Regions from separate parts of the Homo sapiens genome. Here all the other regions are linked to region 1. The links are chromatin contacts, found by Hi-C or POLR2A ChIA-PET in ENCODE. All regions are on one chromosome and are shown on one strand. Each heading gives the region's core, a stretch centred on a gene start or an enhancer-like site at or near the end of the contact. The rest is flanking DNA. Distances are from core to core; before and after follow the strand shown.

Region 1 (3,891 bases), core at 699-3,198:
TTTCACCATGTTGGTCAGGCTGGTCTCGAGCTCTTGACCTCAAGTGATCCACCTGCCTTGGCCTCCCAAAGTGCTGGGATTACAGGCGTGGGCCACTGCACCCGGCCAAAACTCTTACTCTTTCTGCAATCTCTAACAGTGGGAGAAATGCTCTGGGCAGGTGCTGTAGCAAACACTGACTGCATATCAGGCAGAAAGATCCCAAGATTTGTCCCAGCCTTCAAATGGGACGGCCTACTCTCTCTTCAGTGAGAATACTTCATTTCCATTATTACCCTAACTGCAAACTGTATTCACCCAATTCTGCACCAAAATACAGCATCCCCAAGAAGAGAACTTTTTTTTTTTAAGAGACAGAGTCTCACTCTGTTGCCCAGGCTGGGGTGCAGTGGAGCGATCATGGCTCACTGCAGCCCGAACTCCTGGGTTCCAGCGATCTTCCCACCTCAGCCTCCCAAGTAGCTAAGACTACAGGTGTGTGCCACCATGCCTGGCTAATTTTCTTTTTTTATTTATTATTACTATTATTATTGGAGAGAAAAGGTGTTACTGTTACCCAGGTCCCAGACTCCTGGCCTCAAGCAGTCCTCCCACCTTGGCCTCCCAAAATGCTGGGATTACAGGCAGAAGCCACTTCATCTGACCAAAGAGAATTCTCAAATCACCCTGTTCTCCACTTTCTTTTTGAGACAAGGTCTCACTGTGTTGCCTAGGCTAGAGTGCGGCGGCACCATGACGGCTCACTGCAGCCTCAACCTCCTAGGATCAATCAATCAATCCTCCCACCTCAGTCTCCCAAGCAGCTGGGACTACAGGCGCGCGCCACCACGCCCAGGTAATTTTTCCTATTTTTAGTAGATACCGGGTTTCGCCATGTTGCCTAGGCTGGCCTCAAACTCCTGGGCTAAAGAGATCCACCTGCCTCGGCCTCCCAAAGTGCTGGGATTACAGGAGAGAGCCGCTGCGCCCGGCCCGTCTCCACTTTTAAAATTTCCAGTGACAGAAATTGTGGAAAGCAACACGAGTTGTATGTGTTTTAATATCCTAGATTCGAAGACAAACATAAATGTAAATAAAAACTGTCAGAGCTCTCTGCAATCTTCAGTTTGGGTCTTCCAGGCTGCTGCAGCGTTGTTCACAAATCCACACACCTCTAAAGGCAGGCACAGAGCGCTTTCCTGGGTAGTCGGGTGGCCTGTTGGTAGTTGCAGGCTTCTGGTTTCCCATCTTAATGGCGATGGCAGGGCAACCTGTATTGGTGGTGCTTTTGCACAAGCAGTTCTTTCTGCCGGGAACGCCCTTCCCCAGCCTTTGCCTTAATGAATACCACTCTCTCTTCAAATCTCTGCTCAACAGGGGCGCCTTTTTGACCAGCTTAGTCGTTAGACTCCCTAATACAGTTCATAGTTTTCACATTTTTGTAGAATCTATTCAAGTTCTAACTCCCCGCCATGCTCGCCGGCGCTCAAGCCTAGTACCATGGCAAGCAAAGATGCGGAGTTAATAAAACAGAATTATACGGTTTATCATTCTCAACACTAAACCTGCGCACCCTTTTCCGTTAAGTAGTTCCTAATAGTCCAGCACAGCCTTCCGCCCGGCCCCGCCCTCGCCTGGCTCCACTCTGCTCCTGCGCTTTGGGAATCGAAGCTGGGGCGTTCTCCAACCCCCCCGCGCTGGAAGCCTTCACTATTCTCCTCCCTGTGGGTGGAGCGAAGTTTGGGCACTTGGGTCCTACCGTTGTTATTAGTCTTTACTCGTAATTGATACTAAAGAACAAAATTAAATGGGTTTATTTTTGGTGAAAAGTTAATTCTCCTTATGTTTGGATTTGCCCCTCATGCACCAAATGGTACAGCCCCACATCAGTCAGGCTGCCTACCCCTGACGCCTGCGACGGAGAGGCGCCTTCCGTGCTGTCGTCATCACGTCGGCCGGAGCTAGCGCTGCGTCCTGGGCCACGCCTCCCGGCGCACCGACGCGCCTCTCCGGTTACTAAGCGGCCTTGGATACCTGGCCGCGGGATGCTGGGCGGCGTCAGGTGAGCGGTGGTCGCTGGGCCTCAGGTAAAGGGCGCCAACAGTGGTGGGCCGGCTGGGGCGTTGGTGCGGCCTGGGAGCTGGCGAGGGACTCGCCGCACTCTTCGAGGCCGCTGGGCCGGTCATAGAACATCCAGGGTCCCCCGGGGTGAAGTAAACTGTGGGCGCGGACGTAGCCCGGGTTCCTGGCGCCCCGGCTGGGCGCCCATCTCCACGGCCTCGGGTGGTGCAGGTGTTTAGTCGTTCCGCTGACTATGAAAGAGCATGGGACGAGGAATCGTACAGTCTTAATCTCTCTTCTGTCGTGGCTGCGACCCCTCGGTATTCATGTGGGAAAATACTGATTTGACTGGTAATGTTATTGAAGAGAAAGCGAGAGAATGGTTTGGCAGCGTTACCCAAATATTTGTTATTTTTATAGTTTTAAAGGCCTTATACTATTATTAAGGAAATGCATTTCTGGCTAAGTCTGACAGTACAGGAACGCAGACCTGCTACTCTCACCAGGGGCTGAACTAACAGAACAAAAAAAGATAGATGTATCACGGTGGTGGGACCATGGAGGGGGCAGTTTTTCAACTGGACAAAATGATGTTAAAGTGCTTAAAGAAGGATAAATATGTGAAAGTAGCCAGGAAAATTCTAAAATTAATGCTAATAAGGGAGATTAGCTCTCCAGAACCACCAGATATTATAACATAAAGGTATAGCAATTAAACTAGCATAGAAGATGGGTGCAGCAGTGTGGGCCCGTAGTCCTGGCTACTTGGTAGGCTGAGGCGGCAGGATCCCTTGAGCCCAGGAGTCAGAGACCAGCATGGGTATCAAAAGGAAACCCTGTCTCTGAAAATAAATAAATTAATTTAAAAAGTTTGGGACTCAGCAGGAGCTTACAGGTAGATAAAATATATTAGAACTCAGAATAAGAGCGATTTATATATAGGGATTTATTATATAGGCGAGGTGGTACTGTATTTCAAATCAGCATTGAAGAGATGAATTGGGGTCAGGCAGCTTTTTTAGCAATTTAGAAAATAATTAAACCAGTCGAGCGAGGTGGCTCACACCTGTAATCCCAGCACTTTGGGAGGCCAAAGCGGGTGGATCACTTGAGGTCAGGAGTTCCAGACCAGCCTGGCCAACCTGGTGAAACACCGTCTCTACTATGGCGCGCGCCTGTAATCCCAGCTACTGGGGAGGCTGAGGCAGGAGAATTGCTTGAACTTGGGAGGCGGAGGTTGCAGCGAGCCGAGATTGCACCACTGCACTCCAGCCTGGGTGACAGAGCAAGACTATGCTTTGAAAAAGAAGGAAAAAAAAAAGGAATGAAGCCCATTTTGAGCACCACAATAATTTCCAAATGGACTAAAATTTAAATGTTAAAAAATTACATCACGAATTAGCCGGGTGTGTTTGGGCGCCTGTAGTCCCAGCCGCTTGGGAGGCTGAGGCACGAGAATCTCTTGAATCTGGGAGGCAGAGGTTGTGGTGAGCCGAGATCGTGCCACTGCACTCCAGCTTAGGCCACAGAGCAGACTCTCTCAAAAAAAAAAAAAAATTACATCATGAAGTACTGAAGTAAAGCATTGTTGAATTTATTTATAATCTTAGAATGACAAAAAACTCTTCTAAGTGTTTCATGTCATCCAGAAGCCAGGAAGGAAAAGATTCATACTTTTAACTCTATAAAATTTAAAATCTATATGGCCTGCAAAATTCAACCAAACCAAAAAAACTACCAGAAGCCAAATAAACTTATGAAAATGTTTGTTTAATGATCAATTAGAAAATTATGAAACCCGACTGGGTGCAGTGGCTCATGCCAGTAAACCAGCACTTTGGGAGGTTGAGG
Region 2 (3,891 bases), core at 985-3,484, 4.6 Mb before region 1:
CCGTGCCAGGCCATGAAATAATCTTAAAAGTGGCATTTATTTCATTTTGCCTTATATTCATGTATAAACCTTGGTTTCCGTATTTGGGCTGTTAGTAAAATAAGACAAAAATAAAACAAGGAAAAATCAATGTCATGAAGAACTAAAACTAAGCCTAAAGCATGATGTTTATCTGTATATTACTCAATAGGCACTGCTACTGGGCTACGAATGTGAATGTGCCATGGTCCTCGTCCTCAGTAAGTTCCCTGTGTAATAGTGGCGGCAGGTAAACCACAGATCAACTAAAACTAAGCCTAAAGCATGATGTTTATCTATACATTACTCAATAGGCACTGTTATTGGGCTACGAATGTGAATGTGAATGTGAATGCTGACATGGTCCTTGTCTTCAGTAAGTTCCCTGTGTAATAGTGGCGGCAGGTAAACTACAGATCAACTAAAACTAAGCCTAAAGCATGATGTTTATCTACACTCAATAGGCACTTGTTACTGGGCTACGAATGTGAATGTGACATGGTCCTCGTCCTCAGTAAGTTCCCTGTGTAATAGTGGCGGCAGGTAAACTACAGATCAACTAAAACTAAGCCTAAAGCATGATGTTTATCTACACTCAATAGGCACTTGTTACTGGGCCACGAATGTGAATGTGACATGGTCCTCGTCCTCAGTAAGTTCCCTGTGTAATAGTGGCGGCAGGTAAACTACAGGCAACTAAACTACAGGTCACTTTTCTCACAAAAGTGAGAATACAGTTCCTAGACTACAAGGGGGAATGTTTAAGTTGGATAGATAATTTAGAGCTAGCCCTTTAAGGGATAAAGATAATTTAAAGGATGGATGGAGAATTCTAGGCCGAGGGACTAACAGATATTGAGTCCCTACATTAATTACTATAAAAATAAATCAAAGAAGATTCTTACATGAACCTATGCAGGTAAATTCAGATTTTTTTCCCCCTGGTGGATTTGCTCTGAGTTGAGGTAATGAGAGCTAACATTGATTCAGTGCCTGCTATGTTTTGCACTGTTAGGTACTTTACATGTTATCTCATGTAATACCTCTTTAAACCTCATTTTACAACTAAAATTAAATGACAGCTAGGAGCTAGGAAATGGCAAAGTTACGATTCCAAGTCTGGACTGGTTGTCCACAAAAGCCCCTGCTCTTGCCATAATGATGCCACTTCTTTCAAAGAATTCAGAATTTTCTTCACAGCTTTAAAAATGCATAGATTCTGAAGCCTCTCACTTCCTTCCAATTAGTTGCCTACCTAGAAAGTTATTTCCTCCACTTGAGCTCATCACCCCTTCTTAGCGCTCCTTTGGATTACTGTAATTTCTTTTTCTTTGACCTCACCTTTCGTCTGATGGATTAGTGTAATCTTTCCCAAATTTGTTAATCTGAAGAATTCAGGAGCTTCTCAAAATGCAGGTTCCCAAGCCATGCTCCAGGACATCGATTCAGAATTGGATCAAGGCCTAGAATCTGTGTTTTTAACAAGCATTTGACTCAAGGGTATCAAATTGGAGGAAGCACTGAGTTGGTGGACTACCTTAATTGATCTACCCATTTTCAGTCTCTTCTGCCAACCCATTCGCTCCACCCCACCCCCAGTCCGTTTTTCCGTTTTGCCCTCAAGGTCCCTGAAGACTTCCATATCATTTCGCATTGTTTTATTTGGGGCACTGTGCCGCACTACCTGGGCCCACAGCAGGCGCGCAATATTTACTGACAAATACAACCCACGAGGTAGTTCCTATTATTACCCTTCAATTTGAAATTGAGAATAAAACAGAAGTCGACAAGTTGAGGTAGCTTGTGACATCAGTATTTCGTATTTAATCCAGAAAGCACTGCTTCAACGCCCAGTGCGTGCAAGGTTCCACTCTCGGGCCAGCGGTCCTCTCCCAAAGCCCGTTCTTCCTAAGTGTGCGGCCGCCATCCAGGACACGCCACGCTCGTAAAAGGTCACCTGAAGCATCTACCCTCCACGCTCAAGAGGTAGGCGGAGGAGCGCGCCCTTTTCTCCAAAATGGCTGAGCAGGGTCACGTGGGCTCGGGGGCGGGGCCGGTGCGCTCGCCGGAGCCTGGAAGTGGGTCACGTGGCTCAGACGGGGGCGGTAGCTGTGGGGGCGTGGCCGTCACACGGCGCGATCCGTCTGGGCAGCGGCTCTTCGGGGGCCACGCCCTCCGGGCCCTGGGGGCCTAGCGCGCGACGGTGGGGTGGAGCTAGCCTCGTGACCTTTTACCCCAACATGGCTGCGCCCGTGGGACCGGTGAAGTTCTGGCGACCCGGTAAGGCCCTTGGTGGAACGCTGGGCAGATGCGGCGGCCTGACTTCGGTCTTGGCGCCGCGGCCGGCGCCCTGGGGCCAGCAGACCTGCTCGCAGGCCTGACCTCGGCGAGCTGGGCGCTGCCGCCTCTGTGCGGGGGGAGCTCTGGCTCAGGCTCCCCAGTGGTCCCGAGGGATTTGGGGGTGCTCCCCTAGCGTGAGCAGAAACTCTTTGTGACCTTGTTAAAGTGGTCCAGCCTCCTCAGGCCTCGTCTTCCTCGTTACTGATGCTTGTCCTGCCCACCCCGCGAGATGGGGAATCCTAAAGCTCCCTCTCGTGTCTCGTTAGCGCCCTGGGGTTGCGCTGTGGCCCGACAGACAATGCTGCTCGCTGCTGGAGGCTTGCAAGCCCAAGTTATGGAGTCAGACTGTCCGGGTTCGAATTTTCGTCTCTGCCTTGTAGTAGGGTGACCTTGGGCGAGTCACTTAATGCCTCTGAGCCATGACTTCTTTACCTGTAAAGTGGGCAGAACAATAGCTTCTATGCTGTGGGCTTAAATGACAAGCAGAACGCGTTGTCAGACTTAGAATAAATGCTCAAAAAAAGGGAAAGTGTGTTATTTTCTTTTAGGATAATTGTTGTCCACTCCGAATGTCTACTAGAAAAGGGAACAGTCCTTCATATTGGCTGCCAGCCACTTCCTCTCTTACAGACTAACACGAATCACAATCACAAAATGCTTTACTTGTTTTGTCTTGATATTTACTCATTAATCAGGTTTTTACTGAATGTGCATATGCCAGACCGTACTAGATGCATTACTTCCTCTCTGCAAACAGTTTCTTGTAAAAAACAAAAGTTTTTAAATTACAGCTACCAGCTTGATTTTTTTCTACCACCTGCACCCCTGCAGGTCTGGATGTGCAAAGTATATTGCAGCAAAAATGAAATGACACCAAGAATGTAATATAAGCAAAGCTTTTAATTTTTCAGTGGTTCTCTGAAATTCTGACCATGCATATAAGTGATGTGAGAGATAAACCCAAGCAAGAGATATGTTTAATGCTTTTTAAAAATTTGTAGTCTGTCACTTGACAGTTTTATGGTTCAGCATTTCAAGTCATCAGCCAATTATCCATCCTGAGTTTTATTTGCATCCAAAACTAGGAACTTACTAAGTAATGAATACTTTTAATTTATTCACGCTTTTAGTAACAGGTGAAAGTGTTAGGTATAATAAAGAGCTGAATTAATTGTTTGAAATCAGACCAGGGTACTATTTTGGTTAAAGAACGTGGAATTACTCTTAAGAGTTCTATTTCATTATTTAGTTCATCCATTGAGGGTACACTTATTGAAAACCTAATCCTGTGTTCAGGAGACAAATACAGATGCTCAGGGCTCTGCTCTCAAGTTACTGTCTCTCTCTTAATTGAATATAAAGTTAGATGTCCTCTAGAAGAGATTTTACAATGAGACAGAGTAAGGTGGTGGTAAAGAAGATGAGCTCTAGAGTCAGACTGCAGTGCCCATCATGTCTACCACTTACTAAGTTGATGACTTGATAGTCACTTAAATTCTCAAAGTCTCAGTTACTCCATCTGTAAATTGGGTA
Region 3 (3,891 bases), core at 596-3,095, 3.8 Mb after region 1:
ACAGATGCCCACTGCTTGTACATAAATTCTTCCTGGCCGGGAATCTCATATCAAACAGGCTCAGGAACGAGCTGGGAATCGAAACTCACTGTACGGCAGGGCAGGACCCAGGCTTTATAAAAACGGACAGGATGTTGCTGTTGTTACTGTTTTAGGCTGCTGAGGCCAAGCTGCAGGGAGGGACAGCTCCATGGCCACCCAACCTGACAAAGCTCCAGGGCTCAGGACAGCAGGCCTGGGCCTCACCAAAAGGGAGGGGCCTGCTCTTCCTGGAGGTAGAAAGCTGCATGGGGAGACTAAATGGGAGGAGGCGAGAGGTGGAGGCCACAGTGAAGCAGTGCGTGCTCACCCTCCTAGCTGTGTGGGCAGCGGCCCTCCACCGCCATCCCATATGGAATGCTGTTTGTTTCTGCGGGTGCTGCTTTGAGGGGAACAAACAGGACTGTGGGGTTGGTGGCAGATCTCCCATGCAGCTAAGTCCACGAACCAATGAGGAAATAAAATATGCCGCTGGTGTGCGTGGTGGATTTTAACCTGGGATTAAAGCTTGTTGCATAAGCAGCTACAGCATCCTCCCCGCCTCCCTCCCTCTCTCTGATCACTTGATCACTTGAAATGTTTTCTGGGGCAAAGAGCAGGAAGCTGCTGGCTTATTCTGGCAGCTCTGCTCTGTTTGAGGAATGCTGTTGGCATTCGGGTAGGTCTGAGGTTATCTGGAAAACAGCAATTCGGCTGGGGACAGACACAAAAGTATGGTGGCAGATGGAATCCTGGGAGGAACACAGATTGAAAAGAAAGCCTGGGGCAGGCCTACGAAGGGCTGGTCCTGGGCTTCATGGAATGTGGCTGATAAGCAGGAAATAAAACCAAATGTTGCAGGTCTCAATCTAGAAATCCATTCAGCAGCTCCTCTTAAAGCCCCACTGCAGTGAGTATCCCAGCAGTTACTTCTAAATTAGTGCTTTACATAGACTGATTCCTGAAGTAGGTGGCATTGTTAGAAACCTGGAACTAAGCCCAGAGAGGTGAAGTGAGCTGCCCAAGGTCACACAGCTGGGAAGTGCCAGAGATCAGATGTCCACCCCGTTAGCACTTCACATCCCTAAACTCTGTACCTTCTCCTGGCTCTAAAGAAAGAAGCAAAAGCAAAGCCGAACCAAGCACAGCAGAAACAATGAGGCTGAAACCTACGAACAGCAACTGCATAATCTGTGTTTTCTTTTAGGAGGTAGACCAGTTTTTTGCTTTTTTGTTTTTTGATACAGTGTCTCGCTCTGTCGCCCAGGCTTGAGTGCAGTGGCATCATCACAACTCAATGCTGCAACCTGAAGACCCACCCTTTTGAGGTGGGTTTTCAGTATTGAATGATGGCGCTGAAGGAAACTTTTAGATTAGACTCATTCAAATGCCCCTCATTACAGATTGAGGCCCAGAGGAAGCGACCCTCTCCCTCCCAACCTCCAGCAAGATGCAAGATGTCAAGGGGGAACACTTTGCCATCTCTAAAATTAGGCTTTTATATTCCCTGAAACCAGTGGTTCAACCATGGGGGGATTTGCCCTTCAGGGGGCATTTGGCAATGCTTGGAGACGTGTGGGTTGTCACAGTTAGGGAGGTTGTATTACCGGTATCCAGTGGGTAGAGGCCAAGGATGATGCAAAACATCCTATAAGTACACAAGACCAGCCCCGCCACAACAAGGAAGTATCTGATCCAAAATGTCCAAGGTTGGGAAACCCTGGCTTTAAGCCCTTTAAGGAAAGGGAAGAAAACAGTCCAATCATTCTGCCTCTGGCTAGAAAAGCCAGCACAGGCCTAAACAAGCAGGTTCTTTGGTGATATTAATAAGCAATGAGCTAATAAAAATAGATTAAAACGTGTCTCTCTTAATATTCCCAGGGTACAGAGAGGATTGGGGTACAGAATCAGGCTGTGGGGAGCCAGGCAGAGTGTCACAGTAACAACACTGGTCTCGAGGGAGAGGAAAGGCTGGCCCCAGCTCCCTTCCCCCAGCACCTTACGAGCTGAGGCCTGGCCTCCCTGAAATGGCTCGCCCGTTCCGCTGGCCTCCAGCCAGGCGAGCAGCAGCAGGAGCGGCCCCACAAGCTGCATCCCGAGATAGCCTGTTCGGCTGCCTACAAAAATAAGCACACTTGCAGTTATCGGCCTCCAGCTACAGCAGGCCTCTCTGACCGTTACGCGAAATGGACAGGATTGAGTCAGGGAAGTGTTTTAAATATCTTGTTTTGTTTTGTTCCTTTCTGGCCAATTAGAACCGAGGCCAACTTCGGGCACGGTGACAGAAGGGCTCACCTTCAGAGCCCGGAGCTGACTGTGTCATGTTACAGCCACAAAGAGGCAGATAGGAGCCTCCCTCCCTTGGAGAAGATGCCTACTAGGAGAGGGGTGTGGGGTTTTTTGGTTTTGTTTTGTTTTTTTACCTCTTTCTAGGAGGGACTGGCAGGATTAGGCAAACGGCGGGAGGGAAAACAAAAAGGGCTAGTGGAAAGGGCAGGGGGTGGATGGTCGCCCCTCATCAGGCAGATGGCCACAGCGCGGGTGGGGCGCCGAGCAAGGGATGCAGGAGCAGAAGGAAAATGAAAAGCAGGAAAACTCAGGCCCTACTCTTTTTTCTTCCTAGCAATTACTTTTATGGGCAGAAGACTATAGATTCGTTCGCTCTGTTTCTCCCTCCCACTGGACCGGTGGTTTTGCCCCCGCAAGGGGACATTTAGCAATGCCTAGGGACATTTTGGGTTGTCTCCATTTTGGGTTGTAAGATCTTTCAGGGAAGTGGGGAGTGCTACTGGCATCTAGTGCTGCTAAACATCCTACAACACATAGGACAAGACCCCCCAGCGGAGAATTAGCCAGCCTCAAATGTCAATAGTGCAGAGGCTGAGAAACTGTGCACCAGGCTGAGCACTTCACGAGGCAAGGAAGGACCTTGTCTGAATTCTTCACCATCATGCCCTCAAGAGTTGAACACAGCACTTGACATATATTAGAGCTCAGTAGAACACCATCTCCCATCCGGATGGTTGCAAGAATCTTACCTGAGCTCTCTGCTTCCGCCCTTGCAAACGCTTGTACACATGCACTCACACACACATACACACACTGTACCACCCAGGCTGCCAGTGATCCTTTTATTTTTTTTTCTCTCCCTTTTTTTTTTTTTTTTTTTGAGACAAAGTCTCACTCTGTCGCCCAGGCTAGAGTGCAGTGGCACAATCTCAGCTCACTGCAACCTCCGTATCCCAGGATCGTGCAATTCTCCTGCCTCAGCCTCCTGAGGAGCTGGGATTACAGGCACATGCCACCACACCCAGCTAATATTTTGTGTCTTTAGTAGAGACGGGGGTTTCACCATGTTGTCCAGGATGGTCTCGATCTCCTGACCTCGTGATCCGCCTGCCTTGGCCTCCCAAAGTGCTGGGATTACAGGCGTGAGCCACCATGCCCAGCCACTTATTTATTTTATTTTATTTTTTCTGAGACACAGTCTCACTCTGTCGCCCAGGCTGGAGTGCAGTGGCGCCATCTCAGCTCACTGCAACATCCGCCTCCTGGATTCAAGTGATTCTGCTGCCTCAGCCTCCCGAGTAGCTGGGATTACAGGTGCAAACCACCACGCCCGGCTAATTTTTTTTTTTTTTTTTGTATTTTTAGTAGAGACGGGGTTTCAAATTTCACCATGTTGGCCAGGCTGGTCAGGAACTCCTAAGCTCAAGCGATCCGCCTGCGTTGGCCTCCCAAAGTGTTGGGATTACAAGCGTGAACCACCGTTCCCGGCCAGCCAGTGATCCTTTCAAAACACAAGTCAGCTCCTGTCCTTCCTCTGCTCAAAATCCATCAATGACTCCTATTTCTCAGTAACAGCCCAAGTCC

Evidence for each region. Hi-C counts contacts between places; a loop is a spot of excess contacts on that map. ChIA-PET counts read pairs that join two places held with the same protein, here RNA polymerase II (POLR2A). Pooled maps may share reads with other maps.
Region 2: a loop to region 1 is called in a pooled map, with 18 times the contacts of the local background. The contact joins the promoter of DHX35 here to the promoter of IFT52 in region 1. A Hi-C loop is called at or near these places in 5 of 50 pooled maps.
Region 3: a map of ovary shows a loop between it and region 1 (30-fold over the local background). The contact joins the enhancer-like site here to the promoter of IFT52 in region 1. A Hi-C loop is called at or near these places in 1 of 168 maps with a recorded cell type or tissue (ovary). POLR2A ChIA-PET finds 5 or more read pairs at or near these places in 1 of 52 experiments (naive thymus-derived CD4-positive, alpha-beta T cell).

Annotation. Positions count from the first base shown.
Region 1 is chr20:43,588,989-43,592,879 of GRCh38, forward strand. IFT52 (intraflagellar transport 52) reads left to right here and starts at 1,949. Exons shown (of 14, transcript NM_016004.5): 1 at 1,949-2,066. RefSeq lists an enhancer at 2,071-2,140.
Region 2 is chr20:38,960,110-38,964,000 of GRCh38, forward strand. It overlaps DHX35 (DEAH-box helicase 35), which reads left to right and starts at 2,235. Exons shown (of 22, transcript NM_021931.4): 1 at 2,235-2,298. The coding sequence starts at 2,259. RefSeq lists a silencer at 2,100-2,219 and an enhancer at 2,260-2,569.
Region 3 is chr20:47,358,651-47,362,541 of GRCh38, forward strand. No RefSeq gene overlaps it. Among named protein-coding and RNA genes, the nearest start is that of ZMYND8, 3.9 kb to the left of the region's middle. RefSeq lists enhancers at 1-302, 303-910, 475-769, 2,115-2,264, 2,135-2,429 and cis regulatory regions at 156-369, 1,872-2,527. Within about 2 kb of position 1,846, at least 35 of the 41 ENCODE cell types and tissues checked have a DNase peak (open chromatin) inside an H3K27ac peak, as active enhancers do; they include ovary, where a contact is called at or near this core.